Linked DNA regions of Mus musculus: all the other regions are linked to region 1. A link is a loop called in an ENCODE intact Hi-C map of the cell type or tissue named here. Cell type or tissue: heart. All regions are shown on one strand.

The links. Hi-C counts contacts between places; a loop is a spot of excess contacts. Peaks named below come from ENCODE experiments on the same cell type or tissue, not always from the same donor. Only the 100,000 strongest peaks of a DNase experiment are listed, where the experiment ranks them.
Region 2: a loop joins it to region 1, with 12 times the contacts of the local background. A loop is called at or near these places in 5 of 42 quality-filtered maps.
Region 3: a loop joins it to region 1, with 4 times the contacts of the local background. A loop is called at or near these places in 2 of 42 quality-filtered maps.

Annotation. Positions count from the first base shown.
Region 1 is chr8:102,779,113-102,784,112 of GRCm38, reverse strand. The region is part of intron 1 of Cdh11 (cadherin 11); the gene reads left to right. Among named protein-coding and RNA genes, the nearest start is that of Cdh11, 3.5 kb to the left of the region's middle. In heart, CTCF peaks have their summits at 2,792 and 2,991 (motif pointing right); a DNase peak (open chromatin) is centred at 62; H3K4me3 peaks cover 2,877 bases; H3K27ac peaks cover 2,025 bases; H3K27me3 peaks cover 252 bases.
Region 2 is chr8:101,626,506-101,631,505 of GRCm38, reverse strand. No RefSeq gene overlaps it. Among named protein-coding and RNA genes, the nearest start is that of Gm32423, 38 kb to the right of the region's middle. In heart, a CTCF peak has its summit at 2,495 (motif pointing left); no DNase peak of the experiment used is centred here.
Region 3 is chr8:102,092,363-102,097,362 of GRCm38, reverse strand. No RefSeq gene overlaps it. Among named protein-coding and RNA genes, the nearest start is that of Gm39233, 220 kb to the left of the region's middle. In heart, no CTCF peak of the experiment used is centred here; no DNase peak of the experiment used is centred here.

The DNA.
Region 1 (5,000 bases):
AATGTTAACTTTGAGAATCAAACCTTCCCGGAAAGCCTGCGCCTCCTCTCGGAGCGCTCCAAGCCTCCACTGTTTCCTCACAATCGGCCTCCCTCCCTGTGCTTGGCCTCCCAGCCGGGATGTGCTGAGAGCAAGGAGCAGCGGGAAGCTGGAGGCTGCGGGAGCATCCAATTCCCCTCGCAACCCAGCCTAGCCTTGGCAGGGTCTTTTCGCTCCTGGTCCCCGGAGAAAGTGGGACCCAGGAGGCTTCCTATTCTCTCTCTTGCCAAGGCCCGGATTTCACCCGGGCTCCGCACTCCTGCCTTCAGCGGGTGAAAGGTTCGCTAGATGTTCGAAGAAGCCCTGTTGCTTTTTGTTAATAATGCAGCAGGAATTTCACGGGCTATCGCACTGCTATGAAGAAATTGCATCTTCTAATTATTTAACGGTGCCGTTTCTGCATGACGGAGGGTCGTCCCTGAGGGCTGGGAGTGGGTTTGTTAATGAAAGCCTGGCACTGCAGGAGGGTAGAGATTTGTCTAAAAGTCTCCCCTTCATTTTTTTTTTTTCTTCAAGAAATCTTTAACGATGGCTCCCGAATCCTTTCCTATTTTCTCCTGATCGGTCTTATCTGTGGACTAGGAAGCAGTAAGTTTTGGGTTTAATCACAGAAAGCAGTGATAATTAATCTGGCGAGAGGATAGATCAATTTCCTTATCTCTAGGGCTCGTAGCAGACGTCCAGGGGTTTGCGGGGTGTCTGGAATTTCTGGGGACCGGTCTACAGATGTGTTCTCAGGACCGAGGATCCCTCTCATCAGCATATTAACGAGGCTGAACTGAGTGCGAGCGCCTTTAAGGGTAGCAGAGAAAAAAGAGAAGGGACTGGCCTTCATTTCAATAATGTTGGAATTGTTTTCTCTCATAAGCAAGGAGACAGAGCCCCAGAACCTAGAAAGGGATGCTCAACCCCAGCTGCAGGCAGCTTGGTCTTCTATCAGAACAAAGGAATAAAAGTTACAAAACAAAGGGACATAGCTGTGGCCAGTACTAGAGGGACCCTGAAGCCACAGGCACATTAAGTTCCTTAAACAATCTCTGACTCTTAAGTTTTAGGGTTGGCCAGTTAGGCCCTCGTATTCGAACCCTCTGTGCAAAACATCTATCCTGCCTAGTACAAAGGAATGTGATCAGCACTCAGAAGAGACCAGACAGAGGCATCTAAAGGCCAGGAAACTTTGCTGGGTGGAACTGGGGTTTGCATCTTGCCTTCTGAGACAAGGCATTGCACCCCAACAAACATATTGAAGTCCTTGGAGTCTATACTTGTATCTTTAGTAGCAAGCAATGGTTACTGACACTCTTATAATTATTAGTTCTATATGTCCTGATTGGGATGTCATATGGAGAGAGAGAGAGAGAGAGAGAGAGAGAGAGAGAGAGAGAATGAGAGAGAATCTTCATCTCTGGAGTGTGTGTGTGTGTGTGTGTGTGTGTGTAAACAATTAGGATAATGGAAATGAGATGATCTAGTCTTGGAAATTTGTTTAACGTGGATTTATTGCATACTAGGAAAAAAACAAAAGCAAAAAGAAAAAAGAAAGAAAAGGAAAGAAAGAAAGAAAGCCTTTAAAAATAGTTTTTGTGGAAACACTGGGCCATCTTGATAACACTCCAGAATTTACATTATGTTCGGAACGCTTATCAGTGCACCACAGCAAATTACTAGAAACTTAAATTCTATTTTCAATTAAGATGCAATCTTTTGTTAATTTAAATAAAAGTAAAAGCTACAGCTCTCTCTCTCTCTCTCTCTCTCTCTCTCTCTCTCTCTCTCTCTCTCTCTCTCTCTCTCCTCTCTCTGGCACAGAACTCATATTTCCACATTTTCTGTGGTGGCTTCAGAATGTTTATTTGTGGGAGAAGGGTGCAGAGTTGGAGAGCTATGTCATCATTTGGGGGAATGTGGATCAATTTCATGCCCCTTTAATGCACATGTCTTCATAATTCATGGTTTTTCTTTCACTTTGAATAGAATTACATGGCTGCTTTGTCAGGATTCAGGTTTGGAGACCCTCATATGGAAGGGAATCACCACGACATTGACTTCATGGTTTGATTTACAGTCACAAAACCTACACTCCCACAAGCTCTGAGTGTCTGGAAACCTTTCCTATAAGTGCCAATAACCTAGGAATCAGACAATCTACATAGACTTTGATCTACAATATGTAAATCTATGTTTCCGAACCACCTAAACAAGGGCTACACATCTGATTTTAGTCTTCAACCCCAATGCTTTTATGTTGAAAGCTCAAAAGTCTGCTATGTTTATTCGAGCCTATTTTCAACACTGACTTTTTAAAACTTTGATTATTGTGTGCCCATTTACTGACTAATAATTACAAAATACACTTCATGGAGTTGAGGGGAGGCAGTGAACTTTTTCTCTTACAATCAATTCCCTGAGAATTGCTATGAATTTCTAAGTATTCCCTTAGAAATATTCATTTAATTTATATGCTCACTAGTGAGTGATTTTACTGCATCAAAATATACATGCAGTGAATTTCTCCTTTATGAAATTGGTCATTACTTCATCAGACGTTGGCTAATGTATCAAGAGCTCACATTCTTTATTTATAGTTTGAAGACGTCAATGTTTCCACTTCAGAGTTAGTGCTCCAGAAATATATAAAGATATCTAGCCTAACTAAAATTATAAGTTAATTTTTAATGGAAAAAAAGGAACAAAATCCACAGGTTTGTTGGAGGAAGAAAGGAAAAACAGGAGAAAGTTGGAAACATTTTAATTTCCTCGTCTGCATTCACCAGTCCATCAGAATGACTGTGATGGTCATCTAGAGTTTCCACTCTATGTTGGAAGGACTAAAGAACAGAGTGAAGGAGGATAACTAAACATCTTTCTGCTTTACATTTGCACTGACATTGAGAGACTTGTGCATCTATGGGAATGGACTCCTTTGCGGAAGATTGCGCTTTTGGCCACTAGAGGGCAATGGTGACCTTCTCCAACTTTCGACATGGAGCCCCTCTGCTTTTTGAGGGCACCGTGAAAAGCAGTTTTGTTACTAGTCTTGTCTGCACCTCTGCGAAGAGGCCAGATTCCTGTCTCCGCAGCTCGGGCTCTGCTCCGGTAGATTGTGTGCATGACCGTCTTCCGAGTGGGAGGATTTGTTACCGGCAGTCTTTTCGTCCTTCTTTGGACTTTGCTAGAAAGTTGGGAATTTTTGTGACTTGACATTGTCTAAGACAAAGCCTGAGGATTGGGGTTGAGCCGATGATAAGCTAAGGTTAGCTGTCACCGAGGCAGCTATGTGCCAGATGTGCACATGTATGGAGATGGATGAATAGGTGATGCTGATTTTGTTTGTTTGGGTAGGAAGAGCATTTTGATTTGGGAAGGAGAACGGGATGAATTAGAAGTGGGGGAGGGGAGTAGTCCTGATGTGTATTTAATAACATTACCTCTTCTTTCAAGAGGTTTTAAAGACATCTGCGAGACACTTGCAATCTGCAAAATAAATAAATAAATAAATAAATAAGTAAGTAAAATAAGTGCAGTTTAATTTTTGGTAAACACTTTGGAGTATGCAGTTTTAATATAGCAGCAGATGTTTTACTATTACTCTTAACTCATCCCTGATATTGCTGTATAAAACCTAACTTTATCACAGAATAAAATTTAATTCAAATTTAGTCCTCAATCACTGGGGTTTAACCATTAAGGGTTATTTCTTTCTTTCTTTCTTTTCTTCTTTCTTTCTCCCTTTCTTTCTTCCTTTCTTCAGTGATACGGACAGGATAGTTTATGATTAAATTGCATATTTGGGGCTGTAGAAACTTATATTTGCTACTGTTTGGTGGTGTCATTGCTACCGTTCAGAAGAACTGAAGAACTAATGCTATGTCATAATTAAGAGGAAAAATCTATTAAAAATAAGTACAGCTTTAAGTGGATAGTTCTGCATTTATTTATTTATTTATTTACCGAATAGAGTTGCTTCCCTGGTAGTTCAGCAGTAGAATTCTTAGCAGCTCTGAGCTGTGTTGGAATTTGTGGACATTTGATGGAGATGGAATCAATGCAAATGGATTATGGGAGGGACTATGAAGTCACTTAGTGGAAAGTAAGATGAAGTGTTTTGTAAACTGGTGCTCACTCACCACCTGACAGTTGATTTAACTTCTAAAGAAATGGCAATTTTACATTTTCATGGCTCTCGGATAGTGCACATTGGAACTGTAAACCAATTTTCATTGTCATTTGGTTTAGTGGGAGGGCATTTGTAGACATCTGGGATACTTCCCTATAGAAACTGTTGTTCCATAACCTAACAGTTAATTGAAGTTCAAGTCAGGCAAAATATTTGGTACCTAAGGATGCTAAATGAGAAAGGACTCTGATGGATAAGGGGAAGAAATCAGAGAGGGCATAAGAGAAAAATGGGGCAGGGTTATCAACTTTCTCTAAAGTGCTCTCTCTTATTTTTCTTGGATCTTCCAAAGTCCCCAGGTAGAACATTTTGGGGGCTGAGTCTGGAAGTTTCCATAAACGACTCTTCTGCCAGGGAACAGGGCATTACTGTGTGGCTTCTGTAATTGTGTACTCCTTGAAGAGTGTTTGTGAATAAACATCGCTTTCTTATCAGATTCTCTATGTTGTTGCAGATGGGGAGAGAAGCCTTTATCTCCTGATCTGGCCCATCCCACTGGAGTGACTTTTACACATTAAACTCCGCTCTCACTGTTCAGATCTTTTATAAGGAATGACTTCAGGCCCAGTGTCACCCTCCATATAATGGTGACCTAGTTATGAGAACAAGCTCAGTGGTCGGGTGGCTCCTCCCTCCTCTTAATTTCAGACACCTAGAGATCTGTTTCCAGTTCTCCTCAGGTTCCACCAGTGAATGGAGAATTTGAGGAGAGGCCATGGCTCTCCATGTTAGATTTTACTTCTAAATAAGAATAAGCTTGGTGTGACTGGCTCTGATGATTAAA
Region 2 (5,000 bases), 1.2 Mb after region 1:
AGAAAATGTCTTCATTGTTGTATATATACATGCATATATATATCAGGTATTTCAGTTTATGTATTTAGTTGAAAAACATGGAAAACGGAATAAATGTTAACTTTTTTCATTTTATTTTATTTTATGTCTATGGTTGTTTTATCTGCATGTCTATATGTATACCACTTGTGCTGTGGTCATAGCAGCTGAAAGTGCGTGGGTAACTGATCCTCTGTGCATGAAGCCACAGATGTTTGCACCATGCAGGTGTTTGCAATCGAACCTGGGTCCTGTGGAAGAGCTGCCAGTGCTCTTAAAAACCGAGCTATCTCTCTGGCCCCAATTTTAAAAAATGATCAATTTACCTTGACGCTAAAGGTTGGCTTTGCTTTGCAGTAGCTGCACTGGATGATTCTAGGCCATGCAAGTAAAATGAATGACAGTAAAGCCACAACACATCAGAGCAAGCCAGCAGGACAGTGTTCAGTTTGTGAATATAGAATAAGATTAGTAAAATCTCAAACTGAAAACTCGGAGGAAAACACCTTAAAGTATACTACGTTGCTCACGATCACACACCTGTACCTTAAGAGCTTGGGAAGCTGAGGAAGGAGAACTGTGTGTGTTAGAAAACTGGCTCTCTTGAAAATAAACAAATACATGTATTTCATATACTAGGAGGGAAGAAAAAGCAGGAAACATTTGAAACAGGTTAATTGGAGAAAGAATGAACACAGAGTAAAAGAACTAATACTGTCAATATAAGAGAGAAACGGAGACTATACTATTTATCTGTGTCAAATAAATAGCTTTACATTATAACAAAGCATAGCAGTTAACGGTGTGGATGGTGGCATCCACCTATCCATTCAGCATTTGAAAAGCCAAGGCAGGGAGATTGTTACGTTCAGTACTGCTTGGATTATATAGCAAGGTTCATTTCCAATTAAACAGAGGCTGAGGGTGGATGAAAAATAAAAGTATCTCAATAAACATGTTTGGTCCCCCAAAAGTGGGATATTTTAGTTACATGGAGACATGCAAGCTAAGGTAGCTGATAAAAATCATATTCTATGTCTAGGGCAAGCAAAGTAATGTTATAGTTACATGTTAGTGTAAAGAAAATTTAGCATTGGATAGTAAAAAAAAAAAGTTAAGATAAAAGTGAGCTTTAAATATCATAAAGAATTCAATTCTCCAATGGAAAAAAGTGTGTGTGTGCCCAACTACAGGGTATGAAACCACAAAAGTTAAATACTGCAAAGATACACAGACATATTTACTACTGGAATTGAAGATTCACCATCCCTCCTTAAGTAACAGATTGATAAAGGAGGCATAAAATCATATTTATATTGCTGACTTTAACCAAACTATCAATCAACTTAATCTAATTGACATTTATGGAACAATCCATTCAGCAACAGCATGTGCTAGAATACATTTAGTCACATAAGCTTACTTGATAGGGTGTAAAGATAGCCAAGCAGGTAAATATCTACTACCTACACAATTAAATAAGGGCTCGAGCTCATAGTCTAGCATCATAAGCCAGGAATAACTGTATACACACACCTGAAATTTTGGTCCTATGAATAGCAGAAAGTTGAGTTTTCTGATCACCAGCTCCAGGTTCAGTGAGATATCTTCTCTCAAGAGAATAATGCAGAGTGACATGGAAATGCATACAACATCTTCCTCTGGTCTCTGCACACACACACACACACACACACACACACACACACACACACACAAACACATACATATACATACATAAGGAAAAATGACCACCTTAAAAATTTGAAAGGAAAGTAGTAAGTCATTCATATTATACATATTCACAACCTAACAAAAAATCAAATGATTAATGCAACTCAAGAATCATGAAAATCTACAAATTCCTAGAAAATAAAACCAAACTAAACCAATCACCCAACCAACAAACAAAATACTCGAGTAATTTTTCAATCAGAAATCATAAGAAGTTTCAAACTGGTTTTACTGAAAATAAACATTTAATGTAGAATGTTGTGAGCTGGTGATGAATTGGTGAATAGCGGAGAATTTATATCGTCAGTTACAGACGCTTGAAAATGACATTAAAATGACAAATTTAATTTCCCGACTAAGTGAATAAGGAAACATGTAAATTGTAAATTAAGCATCCAGATAAAAGGAGAATACGCACTGAAGACATCAATAATACTGATAATTAGAAACCAAAGGAGAAACTCAGGTTTAAATTTGGTTATTTAAAATATTTCGAGAAGTGGTATTCTTGGTAAGCTAAGGAAGATGAAGAAATTACATCTAACTATAAACATGGGTAGAGTATCTTCATGTCTTCTTCATTAACCTGAACTACTAAAACAAACACTTTATACTGAGACACTAAAATCAATAGTTTATTTCTTACAGGCCTGAAATCAGACAAGTTCAAATCTAAGGAATCCACAGATTTCCAGTGAAGACTCATTTTCTACTTCAAAGGTGGCAACCTGTTGCTATGTCTCCACCTGCTGGAAGACCAGGAAGTGGCTCCTTTCTAGCTCATGGTACTAACTCCGTCCTTGGACTTGGAACCTTATCATCCCAACAATGGTAATCTTTATTTTTAAGTTTTAACTATTTCTTTAATTATCTGTATGTGTGTGAGAGTATATGGGGGTGAGGGGGAGAATGTGTCCCCAGGAACCAATGGCCCATATCTGGCAACACTCAGTGAGGCTTTTATGCCTGTGGATTTTTCACATTGAAGTCTTTGTGTTAGGACGTTCTACACCATTAAAAAAATAATAAGGTTACGGAAATAGTTCTGTTTTCAGGAGTGCAGGAATGTTGAAAGCCCTGAATGAATGAAGTAGTATGTGAATGTGTGTGGTTGAAATGGGGATAGTGATGTCAAGGACCTTAGTCTTAGAAAAAACAGCAAAGCCTTCAGTGTTTAGGCACAGAACAATGGCAAGTCCTTCCTAAGATCTCTGTGTTAGTGTTAATAATATGTGGAGAAGGTATCCACCAGAGCTTTCTCCCTATGTGCTATCTATGGACCAAAGATCATTTTTCCTAATAGACTGCTCTCGCTGAGATCAGTTAAATCCAACGGACTCTTTGATTCAGCTGTATGTTCATATTATGGTCAGTCTCCCTATATGCAATAACATTGGCACTCTAAGTTTATATACCATTCTTTATTTTCATCTGAGGACTCTTGATAAAAGATCGTTGCATCCATAGTTCTAGCAACAGTCCTTAAATAGTTAACTCCTTTGTAAAATGAGGTTATCTCTATAGTACTTCTTTCCCAAGCTTTTATCAGGTTCACCCCTCTGTATCACTAAGAATGAGATGGACTTTACACACATTCATCTCCAAATGTTCCCAACTTCTTCCATTGCCAAGTACCAAAGCCATGCCACAATTTTAAGAATCCTTTACAAAAAATATGTTATTCTTTCTACCAGGTGCTGTTTAAAGGAGCGTTAGTCAATTGTGCAAAGTTTAGTGTGGTGAGAAAAGAAGAGCTAGCAGGCAAAACTATTTAATTTTAACTCTTTTTGAGTCAGGAAGTCCAAGATGAAGTTTCTAGATTTAACTCACTCCCGGTTTTTAAAAGAGATGATTTGTTTTGCTGATGGCAAGAGGGATAAGACATTTCCTTTCAACGTCTTTTATAAAGACCAACTAGCTGATGTATAAACATGAAGCCTCCATAATATATTTCTCCAAACACTCCACTTCTTAGTTCTATTATATCAGGTTTCATATTCCATATGAACATGTGAATTTAGCGTTTAGTTTTACAAAGGGAGTACTAGTTGTTACTTACATTGACAAAATCCATTCGTATGATAAAATAATAGTTTATCTAATAATTTCTTGCCTTTTCATTTCAAAGCTAGTCTTAGAGGGGGATAAACTATTTTGCTTTGCTCTCCATATATTGATATTTTAAAAACTCCAAAATATATATATACACACACACATATATATACACAGATACAGATACAGATACAGATATAGATATAGATATAGATACACACATTATGAGCAATAAATTTAAATGCCATTCAGTTTTCAGTCAAGTCAGGGTATAGATAATTTTTCGGTGAGAAATAATTGAGGAAATGATTCAAAAGACAGACCAGACAATGTTGATGTCTTTTACAGAGCAGAATGATAAACTATGATAATTTATTTGGCAATTAGAATATGTTGGAAGTTGCGAATGAAGCAAATTATATGATTAGAGTTACAAGTCAAGAACAATCGATTTTGCAGATACTTTACAGTTCTAAATATTGTTCTCTTTCAGTCGAAGATTGATTTTACCATATTCCAGGGAAGTGCTCCATTTTTCTTTAGAGGGCCATCTTTTTCCTAGTGATAAAACTGCCTTCACTGTGTTGAAGGAAAGAAGAAGAATTAGGTAGTCCTGTTTTCATGTTGTTAATATTGTCAAGACAAGAGGGCATGAAATCCTCATCAGGAATACACTGGCAAATCACCCTCTGCAAGAATTATTCAAAAGCTGCGGGGGAAGACTGCTGTGGAGAATTAAAGTATGAACATATTCTGAACATGTGAAAGTAAAGTATGCCCTTGACATAGTTATTGGTATGTGGTAGAGAAATTATTTAGGAAACTTATAAAAGTTGTTTCCTTTCCACCAATAACCTTGTGAATTTAAATGAAATCTTCTACGTTTTCTGTAGTGTGAGGGTTTCATTGAGAAATAATGAGACAAACAAACAAAAAAAGATATAAACTGTTTCTCTGTGAGTCAGATCTAGATCTACAGTCCATATTATAACTTAAATGACCACTTTTATTTCACCATGGAAAATTCAATTTCTTGGATGATTACTTATTATTTCACATTCTTATGTGAGCATAAAGTTCATTTCATACACTATTGCAAAGGCAGATTTTAATTAAACCTCAGAAACATTGCATTATGTGCAATTTCTGTTAGCAACAACCAAGAACAACTCCTTTGCAGGAACCAGTGTATGCTTGTT
Region 3 (5,000 bases), 690 kb after region 1:
AGAAATGCATCACCTGACATTTACACATACATCTTCTGTATGAGAGAGAGTTTAACTTGCCCCCATTATTTTATATTGAAGAAAAAGACAGCCCCAAAACTTAGTCTTGTCTGGTGCCAATGTGTCTACGACAAGGTTAAACACACAGATCTAAAGCCTCATCAACTTCACTCAAAATTCCATGTCTTTGAGTCTTTTCAGGTTATAAAATTGTTATGTAACAGAAACTTCAATTTCCTCTGTTTGAAAAAAAAAACACTTTGTTTCATCATGTAAGGGAAAGTTGTTAAGTTTATAATGTAACACACACAAAAAAAACGTTCGGTGTTTCCATAGAGACAGTGTTTAGGAAATTTTGGGAAGCGTAATATATCTCGAGGAGGACTGTAGCTAACAGAAAGCTGCTCAAATGAAGCTAAATGTGTTGAGGTTGACTGCGGTCTATGTGGCTACACCAGCTCTGTTCTTCATAACCATTTATAAACCAACTGGCAAAGCCAAGGCTTTCTTCTTCTCTTTCCAAAAATATTCACAATGTCTGGGGCGGCAGACTCAGAACCGCCTCAGACATTCAAATATCAATGCTTCCTCAGCTGGTGAATGGAGTTTAATCAGACTGGCAGGTTAAACCAAAGTCACACAAAGGGTAATATTTGATGAGCTTAACAAGAAACCTTTATGCAACTGTTCCCATCAGTCAGGCTTAGGATAATGCGTGGCTATTTTTACTGCAGCTTGGCTTTCTGCAGAAAACCTAAAAGGGTTATTATCAGTTCTAATTGTCTATTGTTGGTCTCCCACCCTGTGTCAGGAAGCACAGCTTTGTTGCTGAGACTAAAGAAGGACAATGATAATGATACACAAACTGGGCTAATCTCAGTCCTTCTTTGGGTGAAATAAGAAGGACTCAACCGATACCCTTATTTCTGCTTTACTCATTTCTTTCTAGAAAGACCCTTTAGCCATATCAGATATGTTTGATGATTTGGGTTTGTCGATTAACTTATGTTGATCAACTCAGATAACGAATATCATTTGTAGTCATTGGCATTGTGAAGAGAATAGAAAAAGTCATAGTTATATTTTAAAGGGTTTGCTGAAACCAGTGGTAGAATAAATTTTCTTACAGGTCTAAACTATAGTTCTACTATTGTATAATTTTATCTGTCTTTCTGTCTGTCTGTGTGTTATCTATCACCTATCTGTATGTATGTATGTATGTATGTGTGTATATATGTATGTAGGTAGGTATATGTATGTATGTATGTATGTATGTATCTGTATGTCTGTCTATTTATCAATCTATCTTTATCACTTATTTTAATTGAAAAAGGATTCTTCTTTCATACAATATATTCTGATCACAGTTTTCCATTCTCTGTTCCTTTCAGATTCCCCTGACCTCCCCTCTCAACCAGATCTAATCTTCCTTTTTCTTTCAGAAAAGACCAGGTATACAAGAGACAAGAGCAAGCACAGCAAAAGAAGATATAATATTACAAGTCAAAATCCCTCATATTGAGGTTGGGTAAGGAAACTCAATAAGAGAAACGGTACCAAGAGCAAGTAAAAGAAGCAAAGACCCACCCATTCCCACTGTTAGGTGTTCCACAAAGACATCCAGCAAACAGCCATAGCATATCTGATTTACTTTTGTGCTTTCTGTAACAGACCATGACTAGACTTCTCTTGGACTATTGCTACTATCCTTAACATACATTTATTTCTCTTTTAATTAAAGATTTATTTGACTTGAAATCACATAGTGAAACTATTCAGTTTATAATCAGACAACTTAATGAATCATTGTAATGTATACTTAAGTGTCTACAGTTTATTCAAGAATCATGAATCAGGATATTTTCCATCTCAGAAGTGACCTCCATCCTGATTTTTCCTGTTGTTCTCCTCAGTGACAACCAGTACACTGGTAAACTGGTATAGCACACATTGTAAACCTGAACTCATATTTTGCATAAATGTTATCAAATGGCCAATTTTCTTTAACATTTGACATCAGTGATAATCTGCTTCATGAAACTCTTCAGTAATATTCATTTCAATAATATTTTCATTGCTGTAAAATAAATGTAGCCTATTTAAATATCCAGATAGTCTGTGTGAACATTTGTTTTTCATTTGATTAAAGCAATTGGAAATAATGCAATTATCACCTGCAAGAACATCTGTTTGGTGCATATAGGTGTGTGTTTATGTTAGGTACTATAGCTAAGATTAAAATTAATGGTCAACATTGTAAAAGTTTAACTCAGCTTTAATAATATAGACATTCTCTAGCTCTTACCACCTTCTAGAATATATAGGATGTTTTTAAATATCATTGTTTCATAAGATATTACCCTGGAACTAATAAGATAGCCCAGTGGATAAGCACATATTCTGTATGGGCTTCACTACCAGAATTCGATTTGTAGAATGTGTAGAGATCAAACAGATAAACATAGAAGGAGAAAATTAACTCATCAAATTTGTTCTCAGAGCTTCAGCAATGTGCTGTGGAACACACACACACAAACACAGAAAGATAATAATAATAATAATAATAATAATAATAATAATAACTTTAAAAATTAAAAATAATTTTATTCATGTATGATTATGTAATGACCCAGTCAGCTGTTCACTGACATAATTAAAATACTAAAACAAAACAAAACAAAACAAAACAAAAAACTCACTGGTCATTCAAACACATGAAGGATTTACTTCCCTGTCTCTCAATACCTCCTTTACATCAATTATTTTCTGTGCACACTGATTATTATAAACCAATTTAAATAAACATTTTCCTCTTTCTTGTTTTGTTTTGGATACAGGGGCTCACAATACTCAAGTTGCCATGACTTTTCTCAGCAGCACCAACTGCATATTTATGACTTAGAAGTTTGATCTTGACTTTCTTTAGACTTACAAAGGAGGTGAGAGTGAGATGAAAGAATCTGACATATTCCTGCCTTTCCCACCTCTTTCTCAGGAACTAGATGAGTCAGCAAAGCTTAAAGAGAGTGGAATTGGTACAGAGACAGATATGTTTATCAATGGAATAGAATTGAAGACCCAGAAATAAACCCACACACTTACTGTCACTTGATTTTTGACAAAGACACCAAAAATATACAATGGAGAAAAGAAAGAATCTTCAATAAATGGTGCTGATCTAACTGGCTGTCTGAATATAGAAGAATGAAAATAGACTTATATTAGTTGCCTTGTACAAAGCCCAAGTGCAAGTGGATCAAGAACCTCAACATAAAAGCAGATACACTGAATCTAATAGAAGAGAAAGTCAGAAAGAGCCTTGAACTCATTGGCACAAGGGGAAATTCCCTAAATAGGACTTCAATGGCTCATGCTCTTTGATCAAGAATTGATAAATGGGACCTCATGAAACTGGAAAGCTTCTGTAAGGTAAAGGGCATAGTCAATAAGACAATTCAACAACCTTCAGATTGGGAAAAAAAAATCTCTGATGATTAAGGATGTTGAACATTTTTTACAGGTGCTTCTCAGCCATTCGATATTCCTCAGTTGAGAATTCTTTGTTTAGTTCTGTGCCTCATCTTTAATGGGGTATTAGGTTTTCTGGAGCCCATATTCTTGAGTTCTTTATATATATATATATATATTGCATATTAGTCCCCTATCTGATTTAGGATTGGTAAAGATCCTTTCTCAATCTGTTGGTGGACTTTTTCCTGAGATTCCACCTAACACCAGTCAGAATGGCTAAGACCAAAAATTCATGTGACAGCAGATGCTGGTGAGGATGTTGAGAAAGAGCTACACTGCTGAGGATTGCAAGCTTGTACAACCACTCTGGAAATCAGTCTGGAGATTCCTCAGAAAATTGGACATAGTACTACCAGAGGACCCAGCAATACCTCTCCTAGGCATATATCTAGAAGATGTTCCAACTGGTAATAAGAATACATGCACCACTAAGTTCATAGCAGCCTTATTTAAAATAGGCAGAAGTTGGAGAGAACCCAGGTATCCCTCAACAGAAGAATGGATACAGAAAATGTGGTATATTTACACAATGGAGTACTACTCGGCTATTAAAAACAATAAATTTATTGAAATTCCTAGGTAAATGGATAGAGCTGGAGGGTATCATCCTGAGTGAGGTAAGCCAATCACAAAAGAAGTCACATGTTATGCACTCATTGATAAGTGGATATTAGCCCAGAAACTTAAAATACCCAAGATACAATTTGTAAAACACATAAAACTCAAGATGAACGAAGACCAAAGTGTGGATACTTTGCCCCTTCTTAGAACTGGGAACAAAACACCCATGGAAGGAGTTACACAAGTTTGGAGCTGAGACAAAAGGATAGATCATCCAGAGCCTGCCCCACCTGGGGGTCCATCCCATAATCAATCACCAAACGCAGATACTATTGCATATGCCAGCAAGATTTTGCTAAAAGGACCGTGATATAGCTGTCTCTTGTGAGGCCATGCCTGTGCCTGGAAAACACAGAAGTGGATGCTCACAGTCAGATATTGAATGGAACACAGGGCCCCCAATGGAGGAGCTAGAGAAAGTACCCAAGGAGCTGAAGTAGTCTGCAATCCTATAGGTAGAACAACACTATGAACTAACCATTACCCCCAGAGCTCATGTTTCTAGCTGCATATGTAGCAGAAGATGGCCTAGTCAGCCATCATTGGGAAGAGAGGCCCCTTGGTCTTGAAAACTTTATATGCCCCAGTACAGGGGAAGCACCAGGCCAAGAAGTGGGAGTGGGTGGGTAGGGGAGCAGGGTTGGGGGAGGGTATAGGGGACTTTCAGCATCTCATTTGAAATGTAAATAAAGTAAATAACTAATAAAAAATGGAAAAAAAAACTTCACTAACCCCACATCTGATAGATGACTAATATCCAAATATATAAAGAACTCAAGAAGTTAATAACCAAAACAAGCAAACAAACAATGCAATAAAAAAATAGGGTATAGAATTAAACTGAAAAT